Regions from separate parts of the Homo sapiens genome. Here all the other regions are linked to region 1. Evidence: chromatin contacts called from ENCODE Hi-C or POLR2A ChIA-PET data. All regions are on one chromosome and are shown on one strand. Each heading gives the region's core, a stretch centred on a gene start or an enhancer-like site at or near the end of the contact. The rest is flanking DNA. Distances are from core to core; before and after follow the strand shown.

Region 1 (4,422 bases), core at 188-2,687:
TAATTTCACCTGTTTGCTTTCGCATTTTAAAATGTGGCTGCTAGAAAATTTTAAATTCCTTGTGGTAACAGTATCCCTATTGGACAGCACTGGCCTGAGATTCCAATGCTTTCAGTAGGATCTGAGAGGCCTCAGACACTGGCCTCTTAACAGCCCCTCCAGTGACTCAGATGCTGGTGGCTGGGGACCCTTCTTGGAGGAATTCTGCTTTAGAAAGGTACCTCTGAGCCAGTTGTGGAGTCTTGCACCTGTAATCCCAGCACTTTGGGAGGCAGGAGGATCACTTGAGCCCAAGAGTTTGATACCAGCTTGGTCAACATAATGAAACCCAGTCTCTACTAAAAATACAAAAATTAGCTGGGCATGGTGGCACTCGCCTGTGGTCCCAGCTAATCAGGAGGTGGAGGAGGGAGAATCACTTGAGCCTGGGAGGTTGAGGCTGCAGTGAGGCGTGAGTGTGCGACTGCACTCCAGCCTTGGGGACAGAGAGAGACTGTCTCAAAAAGAAAAAAGAAAGATCCCTCTGGGTACTGGCTGGAAGTTGGATTGAAGGTGTGGGCCTGGAGGCAGCAGGGCCGCTAGTGTCACCAGGAGGCGAGGGAAGAGGCCCAACTTCAGACGCTGAGAGACTCCCTGAGGGCTAGACAACCCCGAGCTTTCTCTTCGAGGGTCCCGGGTGCCGTCTGCCCTGTCCTGGCCACTAGACCTGGGGTGAGGGGGTAGCTAGGGGAGGGCTGGGCATGGCCCTCGGCCTTGGGGACAGATATTGGGCAGTGCTCTGGGGGAGTGAGTGTACCTCGAGGGGCTGCCGGCCCTGCTGGAAGCTGCCCTCTGGGGATTAACCCTGCACCCACTGGAGAGACCGCAGAAATGCCCCTTGGCACAGAAAGGAGCCCAACTTGGCCGCCCGTTCCTGTTCCTCCCAGGGTGAGAGCCAGGAGTGAGTGGCAGGAGCGTCACAGTAGTAAGGAGGGATTTTCTTTGTGACTCGCTCCTCCTGCCCTGATTAGCACTTAGGTCATGGAGATGAGGCTAATTTTTTGCTCTTGATTTTGCTAAAGATCCTTCGGTGATTTAGAAGCCTTTTTTTGGGGGTGGGGTGGGGTTGGGGGGGTGATACAGAGACAACAGAGCAACAAGTCTCTTTTCAGGGAAACTGTGTCTGCAGCAGATACCCTCCCCTGCCAAGCGCCCACGTCTCGCAAACCTGACACTCTCCGCCCGCCGAGGCAGGCCTGCAGAGCCTACCTTGACTATGTCCTCGTTAATGTTCTTGGGGTCTCGGTTCACCAGGTCAATCTCCTTGCAGTGGATATCCTTGACGATCTGGGCCTCGAGATCTGTGTGCTCTTCTGCCATCATCGCAGAGCTGGGGGGATCCACAGGAGGAGATCCGAGCTGTGTGGCCGGCTGGGGCTGAAAATACTTGGGGCAGAGAGACCAATTCAGTGTCCCCAGACTTATGTCCCTGCCAGCTAAATAGGCCCCACCCAGCATGCCGGCTGACAGCTGTCCCACATAACTTCAGCCTGCCTCTCTCTAAAGCCTCCTGTGGCAGGCCTCCAAGCTAAAATTAAGACTGGAGCTCTTCTGGAAGGCCGATCGCTCCTTAAAGGGGGCTGCCTCAGGGCACTGGGCCTCAGGAGAGGGTGCAGAGGGCCTAGCGTTTCCTATGCATCGTGTGGCTGTGGCCAACTCGGCGGTCGCTCCGGGGCCCCTGGAATTTGCCCCACTGCTGTCAGCATTTTGGCTCCTTTGGGGTGCACTGCCCGTGGAGGGAAGTGGGGTTAGTCCCTCCTCTGCCTCTGGCTGGCTGTGTGACCTTTGGCACACTTCACCTCTCTAGGCCACTCTGTCCCCATCTGTAAAATGGAGAGATGATAATAACAATCAGGGCTCTCCTACCCAGGGAATGGCTTCAGGAGCTGGAATGCGATGTAGTGGGGCTTCTCGTTGGATTGCCAGTGCCTGGCCCTGCTGCTTGGTGACCTGGAGCAGGTCCGAGCTTTGTGGGTTTCTGAGGTTTCCACCTGGAGCAGGAGTTGATGGACTGTGGTGTGGGGCCAGGCTGGGGATGAAACAGGGAGAGGAAGCTGCTGTGGGGCTGCCCCTCGTCTGCCGTCTGGAGCCTGCACTGGGATATGCCCGGTGGGGGGAACATGAAGTCCATGTTCGTGCTACCCTTCACCCTGCCCTAGTGACAGCTTCCAGGATTTTCTTGGGTCCCAGACACTCCACATGCATCAGTGGGGTGCACCTCTCTTAGATACCTGCTCGGTTTTTCTGTGCCCTCTTCTAACTCAGCCTTCCCCTGGGCTCCAGCAGCATGAAGGATGGCAACTCTGAATCCTCAGGGGTCAGGGTCTGTGCTTCCATTTACCTGTCTATTCACTCCTTCATTCAGGATTTGCTAATAGCTGGGGATAAACAGACCAACAAGGCTCTGTCCGCCTTGAAGTGCTCCCAGTCAAGGTGGGGAGACTAATTAAAACAATAAGTGATTATAATACTGTGCGGTAAGTGCCACAGATCAGAGATATTTTACAAAGAGCTGGTCTTAGAAGTCCATAGGAGTCAGTAACTTACTCTGAGGACACCGGGGAAGACTTCCTGTGGGAGGTGGCTTTGCAGATAGGTATCGAATGACAAGCAGGAGCTCAGCACCTAGAACACTTCAAGTTACAGGATTGTGGATATTGAGGAGTGGTATAGACAGGAATGTTGAAAAGTGTGGAGTGGCTGGAGCACAGGGTGTCTGGGGTTGAGGCAGGAGATACAGCTCAGCTCAGGCCTGGGTGTGCAGCATCCCAAATGTCATACTAAAGAATGTGGATTTTGTCTAGGGGTGCTGGAAAGCCATTGAAGGCTTCAAAGCAGGACAGGGTCGGTATCAGATTTGTGTGTGAGGAAGCTCCCTGGTGGCCAGGTGGAGGGTGGATTGGAGCTGGGTGAAGTTTGAGGTAGGAGGGGGAAAACCAGAGGTGATTTAGGCTTTATCAATAATTACACCTGGCTAGTAACACAAAGGATGCAAAAGTAATAGTGACTTGAATAAGGTAGGAACTTTTTTTCTCACTTAACACAAGTAGTTCAGAAATATTATAGTGGCTCCATGATGTCTTCAGACATCTGGACTCCCATCCTTCTGTTCTGCTAGCCCGAAAGCCACCTCATAGGCACAAGATGTCTACTGCTCCTCCAATCATCATCTCTGAGTCTGGATAAGAAGAAAGAGGAAGGGGCAGGGACAAGAAACGACATCTGCGAACTGAGTCGGCTCTGTTATAAAGCTTTGTTAGAAGTCCAACCCAACTACTTCTGTTTATATCTCATTGGTCACTCCTGTCTTGGCAAACGATGATGGAACTGTAGGTTTTTTAGCTTGAGCACATTTTCGGCACCCCCACAGTGTTACTAGGGATAAATGGTGGGCAACCAGAAAACTGTCCCTAAGTCGCTTAGGATTAAGAGGTAACTTTTTTTGTTGCTTTTCCATTCCCTTGCCTGGGTCCCCAGGTCCCCCTGGTCCCAGGTACATGAATATTCTGCAAAGAGATTGTAACAAAAAAAAAGAACATTGCTGCTTGTATTCACAAGGGACGTGGCAGGGATCTAAGCCTGAGCTTAAGCTTTGTGCACCGTAGAACCAGATATGTCTGGTGAAAGGTGGGCCAGCTAATGGCAGTCTTGTCGCCAGGGATGGAAGAGCCACCTAGAAGAACTCATCATCCTAAAGGGGAAGTAATAATAACGACATAGTAATAATGATTATGGAAGGCCATCTTTTCCAAAGATGATGAGATTGACACTCCTTCCACCAAGAGGGAGGGTCTGTGTTCCCTCCCTGGCTGGCTTCCTGGCTCTCTCCTCTCAGGATTCTTGCTCTTGGACCTCAGTCACCACGCTGGGAGGAAGTCCACACCAGCCTATGTGGGAAAACCACATAGAGAGGAGCTGAGGCTCCAGCTGTCAACCAACATCAGCATCAGGCATGAGGGTGAACAAAGTTTTGGATGTTCCCAGTCGCCAGTCTTCAAGTCATCCCCAACCTTCCTGTCTTCCAGCTGAAGCCTCAGACACCATGAAACAGAGAAACTGTCTTCTCTGTGTCCTGTTTGAATATCTAAACCACACAGTTCATGATCATAATCATTTTTTTATGTCACTGGAATTTGGGGGAGCTTGTTTCACAACCATAGTCACTGGATCAATGAGCGCTAATGGCAATAGCAACTACTGTTTGTTGAGAATCATTATGTGCTTGGCTTCCTTCCTAGGCATCCTTGGTGTGTGTAAGGAGGCTCATTTGTTATCTGAAAGGGTCAGTGCCCCTAGCTGGTGATCGGTGCTGAGGGCCAAGGGAGTGGAGCAACTAACACACATTGTGGATTTCACAGGAAGGAAGTGTACTTCAGCTGGGCC
Region 2 (4,466 bases), core at 1,602-4,101, 230 kb after region 1:
AGAGAGAAGTTAGGGAACTTGTAAGCTCTGCCACGATGTATGTATGTGGCCCCCAGTGAGTCTCTTTCCCCAGCCTGTCTGGGGTTGGTTAGATGACCTTTAAGTCTACTCCAGTTTTTAGATTTTATGTTCTTTGCTGAAGATCTTTTTATGACTTTCCAGTTGGTGGGGATTCCCGCCCCAGCCCCCTCGGGGGTAGGGAAGCGGAAACAGCCTGTATGCCATTTTAAACCATTTCTCATTTTGTAAATAGGCCCCTTGTAGCTCTAAGAGTCTATGAAATTGTTTCAAAATGTCTAAGTGCGATTATGCATCCTGAAGCCAAATGTTATAAACCTCCCCCACATACTGTTGCAGATTTAAAAAATAAATATGCAGTAAAAGCTTTTCAGCGTGTTGCTGATATCACGTAGTACTTAATCACTTCTGTGACATTCAGTTCAGCAAGGGGAGCTTCTCGGCTCTCCTCCCTCCCCTCCACATTTTGAGTTGAAGGCATTGGTTAACCTACAAAATGGTGATCTTCCTCCTGATTGTCGCAGTCCCAAGAGATAAAAAAAATCTGCCCTTTCATCTCTACCCACCACATTCTTTCTCTAAGCCTGTAATTGGATCTAAATGGAAAACAAACCCTTTGCAGGCCAAGGAAGTTGGCACTAGGGGGTGACAAGAAGGAGAACATGTTCCACCTCTAATCAGGATAATCACACTCCCCTATGCAAAGGAAAATAAAAACAAGGCTTCCTCCAAGTGGCAACACAGGACTGTGGTGAGGAGGAGGAGTCTCCATATACCTCATCTCACCTCATACAGTAACTATCAACCAGCTTATATTAAAAATACTCAGAATCATTTCACTTTCCAGAGGACAATGGAACTCTGCCACCTTTAGCCGTGAACTATTCTGTGTCTGAACTTGGGGAGGCAGTTCAGACACACAAATATCAATGCTACAAGTTAAAAAATAATGCATAAAATGAAGCCTATGCAAACAGTGTGGTCTTAGCTGGACAGATATTCTCATGAGTCACCCACAGGTTTTTGAGTCCTGCTGTGTGGCATGGTGTGCTATGTTCAAACAGGGATGAACAAGACAGGTTTGCCCTCAAGGAGTCCAGAAAAATGTATAGAGAAATAAGAGCATTGCATGCATAACTCACTACTAGGTAGCAATTAATAGGTATCTTCTAAGAGTCTAAAATGTTATGGTAATTTCTGTAGGAGGGGAAATGACTTGATTCTGCAAATAGCTTGGCAAATGCAGTGAGGCATGATACATTCCAGACAAATGCCCAGATTCAATGTGACTTGGTACCCACATTTAGAAGGATCCACTGGACTCTGTGACAGGGTCTGGGCAGGTGGTCTACAGAAGAGCACAGCTACAAATTAGACAGTGCATGCTGTGCCTCTGAGTGGCTGTTTGTGTCTTTAGTTTGATTCTCACGTCTTTTGTTTTTCCCCCTCTCATTCTACCCTGCAGGTTAATGGCAGATATTTAAGGAAGACTTTGCCCTTCAAGACTAAACCCTGTGAAATCAGAGTTTAACAATGACTGCTTTGGGAAATTAACTCACAGTGTCAGTATCCCTGCTACCACTGCCATGAGGGAGGTTAGGCCTATCCTCCCCACATCAGAGACAAGGAAACTGAGGCTCAGAAAAGTGACCTGGTGAATCATGTGCAGTTAAAAAGTGGCAGGGACTGAGTCTGGATGCCTAGGGCTTGCCTTACAGTCAGCTGCCTGTTAGAACCAACTCTCTGTGACCCCGGGCCTCAGTTTCCCGATCTGTAAAGCCTAGGTTGTCTCTCTGTTCCCTTCCCGTTCACATGTTCTCTAAGTCTCCAGCCTGTGCCTTCTCCCAGCTGCATTCAGGTAGGCAACAAGTGGTATTGGAGCTATAGGCACAGCCGCAGGCTCCTGTGCAGGAGTTTACCCATGACCTTCTGGGCTCCGGGCCAGCCCTTCTTGTAAGGGAAACGTGCAGACCCTGGGGACAGAAATCAGTTCCCTTATGCTGGAACTGCTGCCACTGCCAACATCACCAACTAAAGAAACTGCGTGCGTGTGTGTGTGTGTGTGTGTGTGTGTGTGTGTGTGTGTATTGGGGGAAACACACAAAACACTGGGATAATAGCAAAAGGGAGACTGTGAGTAAATATTACATGCTCTCAACCCTTACTTCAGCCACCTGAGGACAGGGAGTGAGGAAGCTAGGGGTTTTTCCTTTACAGACCATAAGATTTCATATATATATATTATATATTATATATATTTTATATATAATATATATTATATATATTTTATATAATATATATTATATATTTTATATATAATATATATTATATATAATATATATTTTATATATTATATATAATATATATTATATATATTTTATATATATATTTTATATACATTTTATATATATTGTATATATATGTAAAACCTTAATTAAACTTTAACTAGCATCACCAAAGACATAAGACCCTTTGCAAATATTTTACACAACATTGGGTTTGGGGTGTGTGTGCCTGTTAGCTCAAACATGTATTCCCAACTATTTGTTTTCCATGCAGTTTTGGAATTTAAAGAGTTCCCTTCTCATTACCTTTTGGGAAGTTTCCGCGAACAGATGGGAAGGGGAACAAGAAAAAGTAAGAATCTGGGTAAATACAAACAGCTTTCCACTCACCTTTTTAACTCCTGGGTTGAGGTCCTTAGCCACCTTTGCCATCCTCTTCTGGGGTGGGGGAACAGCGCCTGGCTTCTCAGGCAGAGGCGCGAGGGCGCGCAGCGGGGACAGCGGCGGCTGAATGGCCAAGTTCGCGGGCCTGGGAGGGAGCTCTGTGCGCAGCCAGGCGCAGCTGGGCCGCTTTAATTGGAGAGCGGGACTCCCTCTAAAACCTCGCCAGCCACTCCGCGCCGGCGCTCGCGCGAGGCCAGCCAATCCCAGCGCGAGGCTGTCCCCCTCCCTCAGGGAGGTCTCTGCACTGTGGCAGCGAGCGGAGCTGAGCGCCGGCTGCCCTGACGTCAGCATGGCCGCGGCCCCTGACTACCCAGCTCCCTTCTATCCCTCGAGCGGCAGGAATCCGTCCCCACGCCCTTTTCCTTTAAAGGGCAACGGGCCGAAGGTGGGGCGGGCGGCGCGGCTCCCGCGATCCATTCAGGTCAAAAGGGAGAGTGATCAAACAGGAGAGCCGAGGTATTTTTAGTGAGCTGGATCCAGAAATAAATGCTGAGCTGTGCTCCCCTTCCCACCCTTTCTGCCTGGTCGTAGGGGGCGCGGGGAGGGCTGAGGGAGGAGGTGTTTTGCAGGAGCTGGCTAACGTTTCCCAAACCTGGGCGAGTTCTCCAATATCCAGAGAGGAGAAAAGATTCCAGCGAGTTATGATTTTTTTAAACTTAACGTTCGTAAAGTATTAAACTGCTTTCTTATAACTTGCTTTAACATAAATCCTTCTTATTCCATGAGCAAGAAATCACTGTCCTGATCTTAGAGATGCTCCTGTGGACATACTGTCTTGTTGTATGCTCATATTATCTCAGATATTATTATTATTATGACTGTAAGACGATAGATGAGGAAATAATCAGAATAACTGGTCCACAGCTGAATTACTGAGCAAGGCTTTAACCTGAGAGACTGAGAGTAATAGAGAGAAAGCTCATGGGGGCGTGGCGGGGGGGGGGAGGGAGGCGGCGGGCACAGGATTGTAAACTATAAACTAGGAAGTTAGTAATTTTTAGATAAATGGGGTCATGCAGGCCTGGACAAACAAGATTCCATCTGAGTTCACAAATCCATGGAATGTGGAGTCCTTGCAACGCATAACATAACTACTCTTATAAGACAGAATTGGCCAGGTTCCTCTCTCTATGCCACGTTGTTTGCCTATAAAGCCACATCTCTCTGCTGAGCCGGTTCCACAGACTTGGATTCCAGAGGCATTTCCCCCCTGCCCTGACAGAGGATTAAACACAAGCCCTTTTTATCCTAGAGAGAATACTGCTGTCTCTGTTGTGAGGTGTTCGGCCTGTAACCCGTCTTTGCAGTGCCCCCTGCCAGAAAAACCAGGGTCCCGTGGGCTAAAATAAAACTCGGTTGCACAGAGACTGAAGAGTGGTCCCGAAGTACACCATTCGGGAGGGATTTGGTGAGAAGGGGAGGCTGCAGTTCCCACTGTGGGGCTGTCTCTTGCTGGAGGCTTTTTCCTCTTGAAAGCCTCCTCCAATTTAGTTCTTATCATCATCTCCAGTCATCCCAAATCTCAGCCAGGGATCCTGAATTGTGACTTTTTATTACATATTCCTGGAAAGGGCTTTTTGTGGCTTATCTTTTCCAAGATGAGGGATGACCTATTTCTTTTTTCACAGATTTCTGCTATAATTGATTTTTGCCTTGTTTGCTCCCAGCTATGTCCTCAAACACCTAGCATGTGGTATAGGCACAGTACACATTTGGCAA
Region 3 (4,400 bases), core at 1,627-4,126, 250 kb after region 1:
CCAGGATCCAGAGAGAAGTTCAAGAACTTGGAATTCAAATCTTAACTGCCAAATTGTTTCAAAAACATTTGTCATGGTAGGAGGAGAGAACATATTTTTATTCAACAGTGTGTTCGCTTGATTTACAACTCTTACATATTTAGACCTATGCTATGTGGGTCTCCACTTATACCCTTTGCCCTGAGTTCACCAAGTGGTAGGGCCAGGTAGCTACTACTAGGGCAACGAGCTGTCCTGGTTTATCTGGGACTAAGGGGTTTCTCCGGGATGCAGGATTTACAATCCTAACAGAGAAAGTCCCAGGCAAACCAGAATGAGTTGAATTGGTCACTCTAGATAACCCACTATCTATAATATAGTGGCTGATATTGATTTGTATAACTGTACAGAAGTTAGCATCTTTCTTTATGGGGCAAAAGAACCTCCTTATATTTATGTTTTCATCATAATAACCTATTAGAAATTCCATTTAATGATAGCTTTGCTCTCAGAGTCAGGAGGTAAGTAAAGGCCACTTAGCCATGGGCAGGCCTTCTGTCTCCAGAGCAGGATGAAGCAGTGGCTTTTGTAAAATTGCCCAAAGTCAACAATGAGCATTCATCAAGCACTAGAAGAAGCAGCCTCATCAAAATTCTTGCTGGAAGTCAAAATAGATTGGAATGCCAATCTATTGGACTTTCTCAGACTGCCTTGTTTGTACAAGAACAAGAAACCTGGAGATGGTTCCATGTGACATGATTTCCATTAGTATCCAGTTCAGATGGCTACAATTGTCTAAAGTGACTCCCTTCTAGAGAGCCCACAGATAACTAAGAACTGTGGCTATTTTGGGATATTTGGTAATTGAAAAAAAGAGGGGGTAAAAACATCTTTAACCAGAAAACTCTCTAGGTCAAATTGAAAAGCAGGCAAAGTTAGTCTCAAGCCGTGCTGCTCCTTCTAGTTTTGCCATTGTCTTTTCTGAGCTTGTGGGAATAAGCTATTCATTCACTCAGCACATTAGGCCAAGATTACATTCCAAGCAAAAGGAACTGCAAAAACAAAGGCTGTGGGGGTAGGAACATACTTGAAGACCTGAAAGTAGACCGGCGGGGTGGGCTGGGAGAGGAGAAAAGTGGAAGAAAATGGGGCCTGAGTGGTGGGTCAGGGCCATATCAGTAGGACATTATGGGCCACAGTAGACTTAGGATTTTATTGTGTGTAATGGAAAGGCAACGTGGCAGGCTAAATAATGGTTTCCGAAAGGTATCCAGATCCTAATCCCTGGGACGTGTAAATGTTATCTGATATTACAAAACCAGACTTTGCAGATGCGATTATGTTAAGGATCTTGAGATGGGAAGATTATCCAGGTGGGCTCTGAATGTAATCACAGGTGTTCCTATAAAAGGGAGGTGAGGGAGAGTCAACACAGACAGAAGAGGACAAAGCAATGTGAACATGGGACAGAGATTGGAGTGATACAACCACAAGCCAAGGAATGCTGGCAACTTCTAGAAGTTGGAAGTAGCAAAGAATGGATTCTCCCCTAGAGCCAGGAGCACAGTTGTGCTGACGTGTTCATTTTAGCCCAGTGATGTGGATTTTGGACTTCCAGCCTTCAGAAACAGGAGATAAGTTGTTTCTGTTGTTTTAAGCCATCAACTGTTTGTGGTAATTATTTGTTAAAGCAGCTGAAGGACATTGATACAGGCAGATCTTAGCCTCAGGCTGGGGTATGACATGGTCTGATTTATGTCTTCCAATGGGCACTTGGAGCTCTTTGTGGAGTAGAGACCAGAAAAGGCAGGAGTAGAGGTGGAGAGATCAGCTGGGAGGTTCTTGCAGGCATGCAGATGAGACAAGATGTGGCAGTGGATGTGTGGAGAGCTGGAACATCCAAGATATTCTTTGGAGGTAGACTGAAAATACTTGCTAATAAATTGCCACTAGGAAAAGCGGGCTCTGAAAAGTCATCAAAAACTTAATCTGAGTGTAAGTGTGTGTGTGTGTGTGTGTGTGTGTGTGTGTGTGTGTGTTTATTCAAGAAAAAAAAAGCTTGTAATTTTTAAAAAGAAGCACAGTTTAAGCCAGTGGTGGGGTTTTAGGCTCTGAACTCCTCCAGATATGGAGAGACATGCTCAGTGGGTGGCAGGTTGTGGAGTTTCATTAGAACACATTCTATTATGCTCCTTAGCTGACCACCTGTTCTGTGTATAAGCTGTTACAATGCCTTTTTTAGAAGTTGATACATTGCAGGTCAAATCATAATATTGCCCATGCCTGCTCACAGGGAATTTTTGTGACACTCCTGGGTATGGGAGGCCTATGAAGAACGTAGTTTAGATGCTGCAATGTTGACATTCTTAGGACATTTCGAAGGTTTCCTGGCCTGGTGACCAAACTTTAGTATGTGTCTAATTCATCTGGTGAACTTAGAAATTATGCAGATTTGAGAAATGTAGCTCCAGAGATTCTGATTCACTATGTTGGGACAGTGATTCTCAATTTTAAAATAATTACCTGGGAAACTTTTTAAAATGCAGGTTCTGGGTGGAGCCTGAGATTCTGCATTTCTGATGAGCTCCCAGGTGATGCTCATGCTGTTGGTCTCTGGACCACACCTGGAGGAGCAAGATTCCTAGGAATTGTTTTCAGAGCTGTAAGCCCCTGAGTGCCAAGGTTGAGGCTTCCTCCAGTGTGGATGTGATACTACATGTGTTTGAAAACAAAGGCAGCTCTGGACACATTGCCAAGCCCTTTTGTAGGATGGCCCAGCTGTGGTCTTGGTTCAGCAGATCGTTTTCCTCTCTAAACCAGTGACACTCTGCATTCCCTCCTGCTGAGCTCATACATGTCTCCTTGCCAAACCCAACAGAGGCTGGCTTCCCAGACTGGGTTACGAGGCTGAGGTTTGCCAGGCTCAGTCCTTCCACAAGTGCCACTCATGGGCTAGACGACTTCCTCAGCCCAGTGGTGTCTGTCTTGTTCAGGACCCCATGTGGGCTGCACACCACCATCAGCATGCTGTTTCTAACACACAGTCCTGGCCATGCTCCTCCCCTACTTCCAACCCTGCCTGGGCCCCCATTGCCCTCCAGAGAAGGTCCAAGTTCATTGGTCTACCCACCAACCTCTACTTCCATCTCCAGCCTTTACCATCTGCTACCACCATTAGTTACTTGTTTCATATATGCATTATGTCTTCTCTCCAGGCCAGAGGACTCACAATTGAATTCAGAAACCATCCTCACACTATGGGGAAAACTACATATGGTAAGGAGAGAGAGGAACAAGATTTGAGAGGCAGTGCAACCTAGTGGATAAGAGCACAGGCTTTCGCATCAAATCCCAGCATGGTCATACTTCAACTGTGTGACCTTGAACTGTCTCTGGGCCTTAGTTTTCTTATCTGCAAAATAGGGAAAAGAAAACATTTCATTTAGGGCAGTCGAAAGGATTTAATGAGGTCGTATATTTGAAAAACTTAACTTTGTACCAGGCATGTAATAAGCACTCACGTCAGCAATTGATGTCCATCCCTCTCTTTCCTCTCTCTTTTCCCTTCTTGTACTTCCCCTTTTTTCTTGCTCTACCCTCAGGATCTTGGGGCCTTCATAAAGGTACAAGTCTTGGGATTTTCTCTAAGTGAAAATTCCACAAGTGTGGGAAGCATTGGTCATATTCCAGAAACTGTTTTTGATAATTGGCCAATAGGAACTGTTTTGAGCTGTCCACTTAGCTACATTAGCAGGAGCACTTTAAAAGGAAATGAATGAAAATGTTCATTATTCTGGCCATTAATCCATACTTGGAGCAAACAGGAATCTCTAAGTCCAAACATTTCCCCTGTAAAGCTTTGTTTACCTTGGAGACCAACATCAACACAATTAGGTTTCAATATCAACAACATGGGAGGGTTGGAAGTCAGGAACAGCGGATGCCTTTTATAAATCCGGTGTCCAGGGCCACAGTTAACACCTTCCTTTCTAGACTGGGAAGGGTTGTTTTGCTGTAGGGGGTAGGGTGACATTTCAGAGTTGCTCCATTAGATGAAATAATCAGGCACTGACAATCGATTGCAGATGTCGTTGTCAGTAGCATTATGTGGGATACTCCTTGACTTGGTGCAGATAAAGTCCAAAGATGAGTGTTTGCTAAGGTCCAGCCACCTCCACTGCCAGCCATATGGGGTATAATTTGTCTGTGGGTCACACTAAGCAAGAGAAATGCAGGCTTCAGCTAGGGTCAATTCATCCACTCAACAACAAATATTTTCCAAGTACCTAGTATGTGTCAATCACTGTTCTAGAGCCTGGTGATGGAGCAATGAAGGGAACATAAAAATCCTTGTCTTCGTGGAGCCTACTTTCTAGTTAGGTACATATTTAAATTAAGCCTACAAAATATCTACTTACCTC

What was found. A loop is a pair of places that touch in the nucleus more often than their neighbours do. ChIA-PET counts read pairs that join two places held with the same protein, here RNA polymerase II (POLR2A). Pooled maps may share reads with other maps.
Region 2: a pooled map of psoas muscle shows a loop between it and region 1 (2.1-fold over the local background). The contact joins the promoter of LMCD1 here to the promoter of CAV3 in region 1. A Hi-C loop is called at or near these places in 1 of 168 maps with a recorded cell type or tissue (PC-9) and 1 of 50 pooled maps. POLR2A ChIA-PET finds 5 or more read pairs at or near these places in 1 of 52 experiments (HEK293).
Region 3: a loop to region 1 is called in a map of gastrocnemius medialis, with 2.6 times the contacts of the local background. The contact joins the enhancer-like site here to the promoter of CAV3 in region 1. A Hi-C loop is called at or near these places in 2 of 168 maps with a recorded cell type or tissue (PC-9 and gastrocnemius medialis) and 1 of 50 pooled maps.

Annotation. Positions count from the first base shown.
Region 1 is chr3:8,730,817-8,735,238 of GRCh38, reverse strand. It overlaps CAV3 (caveolin 3), which reads right to left and starts at 1,437. Exons shown (of 2, transcript NM_033337.3): 1 at 1,249-1,437. The coding sequence starts at 1,362.
Region 2 is chr3:8,500,208-8,504,673 of GRCh38, reverse strand. LMCD1 (LIM and cysteine rich domains 1) reads right to left here and starts at 2,851. Exons shown (of 6, transcript NM_014583.4): 1 at 2,694-2,851. The coding sequence starts at 2,735. LMCD1-AS1 (LMCD1 antisense RNA 1) reads left to right here and starts at 3,016. Exons shown (of 4, transcript NR_033378.1): 1 at 3,016-3,203. RefSeq lists an enhancer at 4,330-4,466.
Region 3 is chr3:8,481,912-8,486,311 of GRCh38, reverse strand. All of the region lies in intron 3 of LMCD1-AS1 (LMCD1 antisense RNA 1), which reads left to right. Among named protein-coding and RNA genes, the nearest start is that of LMCD1-AS1, 18 kb to the left of the region's middle. RefSeq lists an enhancer at 2,635-2,929. Within about 2 kb of position 2,876, at least 23 of the 41 ENCODE cell types and tissues checked have a DNase peak (open chromatin) inside an H3K27ac peak, as active enhancers do; they include gastrocnemius medialis, where a contact is called at or near this core.